2 separate regions of the Homo sapiens genome follow, and region 2 is linked to region 1. The links are chromatin contacts, found by Hi-C or POLR2A ChIA-PET in ENCODE. All regions are on one chromosome and are shown on one strand. The core of a region is the stretch at or near the end of the contact, and the rest is flanking DNA. Distances in the headings are between cores, read along the strand shown. Region 1 holds the start of PHF20 (PHD finger protein 20). Region 2 overlaps DLGAP4 (DLG associated protein 4).

What was found. A loop is a pair of places that touch in the nucleus more often than their neighbours do. ChIA-PET counts read pairs that join two places held with the same protein, here RNA polymerase II (POLR2A). Pooled maps may share reads with other maps.
Region 2: a loop to region 1 is called in a pooled map, with 5 times the contacts of the local background. The contact joins the enhancer-like site here to the promoter of PHF20 in region 1. A Hi-C loop is called at or near these places in 2 of 37 single-sample maps with no recorded cell type and 15 of 50 pooled maps. POLR2A ChIA-PET finds 5 or more read pairs at or near these places in 1 of 52 experiments (GM12878).

What each region holds. Positions count from the first base shown.
Region 1 is chr20:35,769,502-35,773,843 of GRCh38, forward strand. It overlaps PHF20 (PHD finger protein 20), which reads left to right and starts at 2,514. Exons shown (of 18, transcript NM_016436.5): 1 at 2,514-2,578. It also overlaps the pseudogene LOC124904972. RefSeq lists silencers at 2,582-2,961, 3,966-4,260.
Region 2 is chr20:36,465,562-36,470,535 of GRCh38, forward strand. The region is part of intron 7 of DLGAP4 (DLG associated protein 4); the gene reads left to right. Among named protein-coding and RNA genes, the nearest start is that of MYL9, 73 kb to the right of the region's middle. RefSeq lists enhancers at 1-299, 1-54, 2,074-2,123 and a silencer at 1-239. Within about 2 kb of position 2,235, at least 27 of the 41 ENCODE cell types and tissues checked have a DNase peak (open chromatin) inside an H3K27ac peak, as active enhancers do; they include GM12878, where a contact is called at or near this core.

The DNA.
Region 1 (4,342 bases), core at 1,264-3,763:
ATTGTGCTCTGAGTGTTTGGTGCCCATCTTGAATTTGACTCTCGGTAAATGCAGGTTGAATAAGTAAAGAAACATGCTATATTTATACGGGGCTACAGAGTCTGGAGTTCTTGGCATTATTGTGGTTGGGGGGCAAAAAGTTCTTTGTGTGCTACCATAGCCACTGACATCTGAGCAATTTCATATTAATAAACATAAACCCAGAGGATCTTGGGAAGGCCCTTCCTATATGTGAGCACTTACTTGACTGAGTGGCACTGATTCTCAAATTGCTGATTTTTTAAAAAGTATGAAATGTATCATGAATTTGCATGCTTATCCTTATGCAGGGGTCATGTGAATCTTTTCTGTATTGTTACAATTTTATTTTATTTTATTATTATTTTTTGAGATGGAATCTTGCTCTATCACCCAGGCTAGAGTGCAGTGGTGCTATCTCGGCTCACTGCAACCTCTGCCTCCAGGGTTCAAGTCATTCTCCTGCCTCAGCCTCTCAAGTAGCTGGGACTACAGGCATGCACCACCACACCTGGCTAATTTTTGCATTTTTAGTAGAGAGAGGGTTTCACCATGTTGGCCAGGCTGGTCTCGAACTCCTCACCTCAGGTAATCTGCCCGTCTTGGCCTCCCAAAGTGCTGGGATTACATGCGTGAGCCACCGCGCCCAGCCATGTTACAATTTTAATAGAATACATGTACTGCCCAAGCAAGTGTAGCTGAAGCTTTTGTCCCTGGTTCCACAGTGTCTCTACCTAAGGGCTGCTCTTTGCCCTGACTACCTCAACTGAGGCAATACCCTCCTTAGTTTCCAGCCCTGGTTTAAAAAGCACCCCTCAGGCTGGATTTGCTGGCTGAGGCCTGTAATTCCAGCATTTCTGGAGGCTGAGGCAGGAGGATCACTTGAGCCAAGGAGTTTGAGACCAGCCTGGTCAACAAAGTGAGACCCTGTCTCTAAAAAAAAAAAAAAAAAAACTCGGCCGGGCACGGTGGCTCACGCTTGTAATCGCAGTATTTTAGGAGGCCGAGGCGCGCGGATCATGAGGTCAGGAGTTCAAGACCAGCCTGGCCAAGATGGTGAAAACCCGTCTCTACTAAAAAAAATATAAAAAATTAGCTGGGCGTGGCGGCGTGCGCCTGTAATCCCAGCTACTTGGGAGGCTGAGGCAAAGAATTGCTTGAACCCGGGAGGCAGAGGTTGCAGTGAGCCAAGATCGCACCACTGCACTCCCGTCTGGGCTACAGAGCGAGACTCTATCTCAAAAAAAAAAAAAAAAAGTGGCCAAGTACGGTGTTAATTCCAGCACTCTGGGAGGCTGAGGTGGGTGGACTGCTTGAGCCCAGGAATTCAAGACCAGCCTGGGCAACATCGTGAAACTGCGTCTCTACAAAAAAATGCAAAAATTAGCCAGGTGCACACCTGTGGTTCCAGCTATCTGGGAGACTGAGGTGGGAGAATTGCTTGGGCCTAGGAGGTGGAGGTTATGAGGAGCCGAGACTGCGCCACTGCACTCCAGCCTGGGTGACACAGTGAGACCGTGTCTCAAAAAAAAAAAAAAATTAGCTAGGCATGGTGGCATGGGCCTGCAGTCCCAGCTACTCAGAAGGTTGAGCTGGGACCACAGGTGCGCACGTTCACGCCTGGCTAATTGTTGTATTTCTTGGAGAGACGGGGGTCTAGCTATGTTGCCCAGGCTGGTCTCGAACTCCTGAGCTCAAGTGATCTACCCACCTCAGCCTCTCATAGTGTTGGGATTACAGGCGTGAGCCACTGCTCCTGGTCTCATATTCTTTTGGGGTGGCTTCAACTCCGACCTTCGTCCCCAGAGAAAATACAGCTCCTTATCCTTAGCAGCAATTGGAAACCTTTCTAGGAGTTAATGATAAAGTGGGGGAGAAATGAGTGCAAAGGCTCTGAGATGAGAAGAACCTGGATTGTTAGCGGAGTTGAAGGACACTGAGAATGTGGGGGAGCTGGATTCGTGAGGATAAGAAAGCAGCAGGTCAGGTCCAGACTTTGAAGAGCCTGGTAGATAGTCTAGGTGAAGAGTTAGATCTTAATCCGGAGTAGGGAGGGAAACGAGCTTTGAGCAGGGGATGGCGTTTTGAAAAGACCTCTCTGCCGGTGTACGAAGAATGGATTAGAACGGCGAAGAGTAATAGGGTGGAAACCATCTTCATCTTGGAGAGAGATGGTGGTCGCTTCGATGGAGAAATGGGAAGCTTTGAGACGCATTTAGGTGGCAAAATTAACGGGTGATGGATAGCGTCCATTCCCCGGCTTCGGTGATCTCAGTGATTACGAGTGAGTGGGGACTTCGTGTTCCTGCTAGGGCGCGGGCCTGTTTCCCGCGCGTCAGGGTAGTGGGCGTGGCCTGCGCAGGCCGTTGCCACAGTGATCGGGCAGACGGGGCAGGGGGCGGGGCAGCTGGGACCTTACGTCACTCGGTGGTGGCGATGATGCGTGTGTGTGGGGGGCGGGGCATACGCTGGGCGCGTCCCGGGGGTCACGTGGTGCAGAGCACGCAGAGTCCTTCTGTCGGTTGGTCCTGGAGCGGCGCAGCCGGAGTGGGGCCGTGAGGTGAGCTCGCGGCCAGGCGAAGCCGGCCGGCCGGGCCGGGTTGGGCCGGGCCCGCGCTGCGCGCGCGCCGTGCGGGCGGGGACGGCGACGGACGCCACCGCTGCTTCGGTCCCCTGCCCGGCCCCGCTCCCCGCCTGGCCCCGCTCGCCCAGCCTGGAGGGAGGCCCTGGGACTGCTGCTGAGAGCGTGGCGGGCGTGCGAGCGGTGCCCAATCCCCGGGGCTACCCGCAAGAGTGGCGGCGGCTGCCGCCAATCAGCGCCGCCCGAGGGGGCTGGGCCGTGGGGTGCGGGCCCGGGGCGCGGAGCGGGCCGTGTTGGGGGTGCGGGTAAGCCCTAGGGCCCGAGCCTGAGCTGTGTGGGCACCTAGAGCCTCATCAGCAGCCTCTGCTATTGCCTTGCGCTTTGGGAATATGTTTTTTAAAATTGGCTTTTTTTATCCTATTCTGGGGAGCACATTCCTTTCTCAAGACCCCAAATATGGGAGTGTCCCTTTTCTCTATAGTTTTGAAAACTGGGCGGCACACCCCCTTTCTTAAGCTCTAGCTCTGGAATTTTATCTAAATTTCTAAAAGCCCTCCCCCCCCCAAATTTAGGGCGTACCCTCTTCCGTCAGCCCCCAAAGTGGGAGCACATTCCTTTTTTCGGGCCTCCAATTTGATTCTGCATTTCCGTTCCAATTTAGAGGTTCACCCTGTTATCGGGTCCTCAGATCTGGGGTCCATTAGCTAAAGTTTTGGGATACTTTCTTGTATCCCCTCTACTCCAAGGAAGAATTCCCCTTTTCCAGGTCCCAAATCTGACAGCATGCCTTCTGGAATTTCTTACATTTAGGGGCCACTTCCTTTCCTCAGCCCTTCAAACCTGAGGTTGGGCCGAAAACAATGTCCAAATTTTGAAGTTTATGGGTACTTATTTCCAGTTTCACAAATAAGGGAATTCACTGCCTTCTCCCGAGACTGTATTATTGGGGTTACACACTTTTCACGTGTTCCCCAAATCAAACTACCTTATTTCCTGAAGGAGACTCATTTTCATATCTGGGAGTATATTTGTTTCTTGTGCCCCCCAAATGTACGAGGTGAACCCCTTTTAGTTATACAACTCTCAGAGTGCAGCCACTTTCCAGATGCTTCTTAAATTTGGGGGGCACACCTTTTTGTGAGTCCTCTCATTTCCAGGTGGCGAGTGGTCTGTGGTTTTGAGCATGCCTTCCTACCCTGTTTAGCTTTTCTGTCATCCAAGACATTTTCATTCCTCAGTTTCCTTCCCTTTTTGGAGCCACACTCCCCTTGAGGTGCTTTCCCCAGTCTGGTCAGTGCACCCATTTCCTCTTCCTCTGGCGAGTGCGTATCTTTGTTCAGCACGGCACTTTTCTCTGTGCTTCTGCGGGCTTTTCTTCTGAGCACACTTCCCAGAGTCACACCTCCTGAATTCTCCTCTCCTCCCAGGGAAGGATTCCTCTCCTAAAGGGCTACCAGCACATTGTTTTTGATAGGCCTATCTTTTATCTTTCCGCTAGCAGGATCTCTTCTCTCTTGGCTTGCCCAATCCCCAAACATTTTTCTGGTTTCTGTCTTTCTTTGGAATTGTTCTGTTTACCTAGTGGCTATAAAGATTTTCCTTGTGCTGGAGGTGGCCTCAAGTCTAGGACTGCCTGGGCCCCCAGCGCTGGATTCAAAGTGGAAACCATTTCTTTGGTTAATCACAGGACTCTGAATCCTCCTGGTGGTTTACTTCTAGAAGACCTAAGATTCTGTTTAGGTG
Region 2 (4,974 bases), core at 985-3,484, 700 kb after region 1:
AGGGTTTTCTTGACATTTCCCCAGTCTCTGAGCTCATCTTGAATTTAAAAGGAGGCTATCTGGAGGCTGGGTGGGGACTGAGTCACCACCTCCCGTGGCTTTCTCATCCTGAGCAGCAACCAGACACACCCAGAGGGCCACTGCTGGAGACCTGCAGATTGTAAATGCCACACAGGCTTTCTTCCCAGAAGCTCAGATGGGCTCTTGCGGGAAGGCTGTCATCGTGGTTCTGTATGTATTTCTTCCTTCCCCTAGCCACTTTGAGAAGTTGTTGCCTGTCCTTTCCCGCTTCAGCCTTTATTAATGCTGTCCTCTTCCCCTATAGTGCCCTCTCTTCCCCTAGAGGCCCACACTGTCAAATGCCACCTCCCCCAGGAAGTTTGTCCTTGCTGGCTCTGGAGTCCCAGCAGGACTCCTGAGGATGCTTACGGCATGACCTTGGCAGGTCACGCCACCTTTCTGTGCCTCAGTTTTCTCATATATAAAATTTGGGTTTCTTGTCTTTATAAAGCTCCATCCCTAGACACTCTCATTTGGCAGGTCTTGGGGCAGGAATCACATGCCCCTAGGTTTTTAAACCAGCTCTCTAGAGGATGCTGGTGCTGAGAGCCTGTCGGCTGCAACCTGGGAAAAGCTGAACTGAGAGGACCCTGGTTTGCATGACAGCCTAGCTTGTTGCTGTGTGACCTTGGATTAGTCAGCTTTCTGTACCTCCGTTTTCCTCCCTATCAGATTGGGATGGAAATGAGAACTCGTGTAGTAACAGCCCCTCAATAAATGGCAGTCATCACCATCATCAGCTTTGTTTTGTGTGGGGATTGGTGGTTTTCAGAAGCAAGTCACCTTTCCCCTACTTGGTCCTGGCAGCAGGCACTGTCAAGTCAGACTGGGCCAGGGTGCAGGCTGTGGAATTGAACACCTGAGCAGGAATGAAGTCTAGTCCTTACAGGAATGTAATGAGGTTGATGAGGTGTGTGGTGTAAATCTCTCTCGGGTTCCCAGATTTCCCAGACCTGACTGTGGCTGCCTTTCCTCACTCAACCTGTGCTGGAATCAGCTGTGTTAACAGACAGACCCACCCATTCTTAGAAACCAAGGCTACCTTAAAGAGAAATACAAGCCACATTCTAGAGCTAAAACATGGCTGTTCCACAGCATGGAGGCAGGCCCAGGGACGGGTAGGGATGCCTAGGATCCCAGAGCAAGACTAGAGCCACATCTCTGCCTCCCTCCCCCGGGCTCCCTCGTCTCTGTACATCACTGGCCTGGAGCCCTGAGGTCTGGTTTGGCCAGTGAACAGTTTCCTCATGGGATAGGAGCAAGAGAAGTGGTCCCAAGTGGTCAAAGCGAGTCTCTCGCTCTTGCTCTCTCTCTCTCTCTCTCTGTCTCTCTCTCTCTCTCTCTGTCTCTCTCCTCTCTCTCTCTCTCTGTCTCTGTCTCTCTCTCTCTCTCTCTCCTCTCTCTCTCTCTCTCTCTCTCTCTCTCTCTCTCTCTCTCTCTCTCCCCCCCCCTTCTCTCGGCCCTGCCTTCCTAGCCCTGGGCCAGGCTCTGAGAGGATGGGGATTAATAGACAGACAAGGCGTCTCTGCCCTGAGGAACTTATGGTCTGACAAGAAGACAAGCCTACAATTATGAGAGACTGTGTGACACTCTGTAATTAAGCGTCTGCTGAGGAAAAGCATTGTCTGAGAAGGAAGAAGTGAGCATGAGCCAGAGGAAACAAGAGCCCTTTGAGGGGAGCTGGATTTGCAGAGGCAGAGGGTGGTGCCGACATTCCAGGGAGGTGGGTGCAGAGGGCATGGCTGGATGATAAGTGTGCATTTAGGGAAACAGCAGTATGCTAGTTTTGCTGAGGCATCAGGGCTCTGGCTGGAAAATCTGGGTGGAGCCAGGAGGTTGTAGGCAGTGTTAAACAGCTGAAAAGCAGAGGCACTGGGGAGGCATGGAAGGTTTTAGAGCAGAGGTAGCACAACTGGAAGACTTTCCAGAGGATGAATCAGGCTGGGTAAATTGGAATGAATAAAAATCACAACAGGGAGGAGGCTTTGCAGGCATCCAGATGACACAAGAGGGTGAGGTTTGGGTGGGGCCCATGGGAGTGGGAAGAGCCAATTGGGGTAGCAGAGGATGCTGTGCTCCCTTAGGAAAGCTTGGCCAGCGCTCTGATGGGCCAGAAGGGAAAATGTTGGGTGTTGCTGGTTTGGGGCAGGAAGTAGCAGTCTGAGCACATTTCTTGTACACCTGCTGTTTGCCTGGCTCTGCGCCAGGGGCTCCACAAGGGCGCTCATGAAATCTGTACAATAAGCCAGAGGCAGATGGACTTCCCATCCCTGTTTTGCAGATAAGGAAAAGGTAGCTCAGGCCCAAGGCCAACTGTCTCCAAACCGTGTCTCTTCCCACAGCTCAGCTCTGCTTCTTGGAAAGGGAACTCCTGCTTTTAGGGTCCCAAGGGGCTGAGCCTTCTTTCCCTTTAATTAGGAGCAAGCACATTTATCCTAAAAGCCCACAAATCTTGCTTTCTAAGGATCCTGAAGGTCAGGGTGCCAGTTTAGAATTCCTTAAAGGTGGAAGAGTCAGAGGAGCTAGGGACCCTCACACAAGCAGTTTTACACACTGGACTGTGAGAAGGTTCCGGAGTTGTGCTGTGTATATGTCCAGTCTGATAGTAGGCATGTCCACCACTGGGTCTGTTGGAATTCTCAGCCAGCCCCCACCAGAGAGGGGCCCAGCCAACGCAATCAGTCACCCACAAAGGCGGGAAGGGACTTGTCTCCAAGGTGCCTTGCACAGGAGAGCCAAGTGACGGAGGCTAGGACTCATTTCTCAGGCTGCAGCCAGGAATCCCCAGTGGGCAGAGGGAAAGGGAAGGGGACTAGTGCTTACACAGTGGCTACCATGGGAGGCAGCAGTGGTTGGTCCCAGTGTACAGCCAGGAAATTGATGGCTTGGCCGAGGCCTCCCAGCCAATCATTCTCTCTGTGTGCAGCCCACACTCCTCTGAACACAAACTTGGTCATGAGGCAGAGCAACCACATGGCAGGCACAGCCTCCAGGTGCCCCTCACCCTGCTGGTCCCTTGCCTCCAGCAAACACCCAGCATCTGTATGCCAGTTTGCTTTGGCAGATACTCTGAGCCCAGTGGTATGCAGGGTACAATTGTAACTGTAACCGTGTTCGTCATACCAAAATCTGGACAAAGGTTTTGAGAGATTTTTTGCTCCTTTGGAACAGAGGTGGCCTGAGAAATGCTATTTGGACTTTGGAACAGTGGACTAGAGTGACCTATGCTGTCCCTTTCCATTGTAGTAATTCATTTGATGACCATCTGGAGCCAGTTGCTTTCTCGTAAATTTGCTCATTCTCCCGTATATTCATTCTTTTTGTTTTGTTTCAGCACGTTGGTTCTGGATCTTTAATATTTGTTTAGTTTGTTTTGATTTGCAGAGCACTTTCATACACATTATCTCAGTAGATCTTTATCCAACTTTGGAAAGTATTACTATTCTTATCATCCTTGTTTTTCAGAAGAGGAAACTGAGGTTCACTGGTAGAAAGAGGCTTGACCAAGCTCACTGTGGCTGAGCTACTTATTCAATAAATATTTATTAAGTGCTGCTCTGTGCCTGGCAGTGAGCTGGCCCTGGGGAAACACTGACAGACAGAGCTGCCTTAAAGACTTAGTTTCTGACCTCCCAGAGTCTGCAGCAGCAGCACACCGAGATCTAGCCAGGATCCACCCCAGGCTCCTAACCTGCATCCTGGGCCCTCTCCACTTCAGGTCCCTGTAGTTTGGGCCTGTGGCTTAGGTCTAGACTGTTGCAGCCCGTGAGCCCTTATCCTGGAGCATCTTGGTATAAAGCAAGCCAAGGCATAAGTCTCTGCAAACCGAACTTCAAAAGTAACAAAAGAGGCTGGGCATGGTGGCTCACGCATGTAATCCCAGCACTTTGAGAGGCTGAGGCGGGCGGATCACCTGAGGTCAGGAGTTCGAGACCAGCCTGGCCAACATGGCAAAACCCAATCTCTACTAAAAATACAAAAATTAGCCGAGCGTGGTGGAACATGCCTGTAATCCCAGCTACTCAGGAGGCTGAGGCGGGAGAATTGCTTGAACCCGGGAGGTGGAGGTTGCAGTGAGCCGAGATCGCGCCATTGCACTCCAGCCTGGGCAACAGAGCAAGACTCTGTCTCAAAAAAAAAAAAAAAAAAGTAACAAAAGAGGTCTTCAGGAATGGCTTAATTATTAACAGGGTGAGGAAGGGCATCTCAGCAGAAGGCCATCTGCTCCTTCTCCCTGGGGGAACGTTGCCCAAGGGCTGCTTTACCTAAGATCCTTGTGTGAATTTTCTGCAGCCTCCAAATATTTGATTACACTCTGCACAGGTGTGGAGCTCTATGGCCATGTGCTGAGCTGGGGACCCTCCCCACCTCCTTTAATATTAAATGAGATGAAATAAAGTAAGGTCCTAGGATAGCAGGTCTGAAAAGGACTCTGGCCCAGCCCCTTCCTTTCCCATGAGTAGGAACTAAATCTCGGAGGAAAGGGACTTGCCAGGATCCCATACTGAGAGACCTTCCTTCCCCTTCCCCTCCCTTATCAGTTTCACTTAATTTCCCGTCCTTCCTGTAGGAACCCTCTCATCCCAGCTGTACATGGTCAGCATTCAAAGCCTTCTTCAAATCCTTCCTATGCCTCAAAGTCAAGTTTTCCCACAGTCTTCCCTGGCACTCTCCTCCACACCCCAGAGCCCCACAGTGTCCAGGCTTCCTCAGTCTACTCTCAGAGGCTGACTGCCTGTTCTGCAAGGCTAGACCAGCAGCCCTTGAGGAGACATTTCAAAATCTGTGTGCCTGGGTCCTGCCTCCCCTCCCAACCCAGGGAGTCTGATACCTGAGATCTAGGAAGAGGCATCTCTGGATACGTTTTGCTGGAGGTTTTTTTTGTGTGTAAAAGTTATATTTTTACTGAAAAAG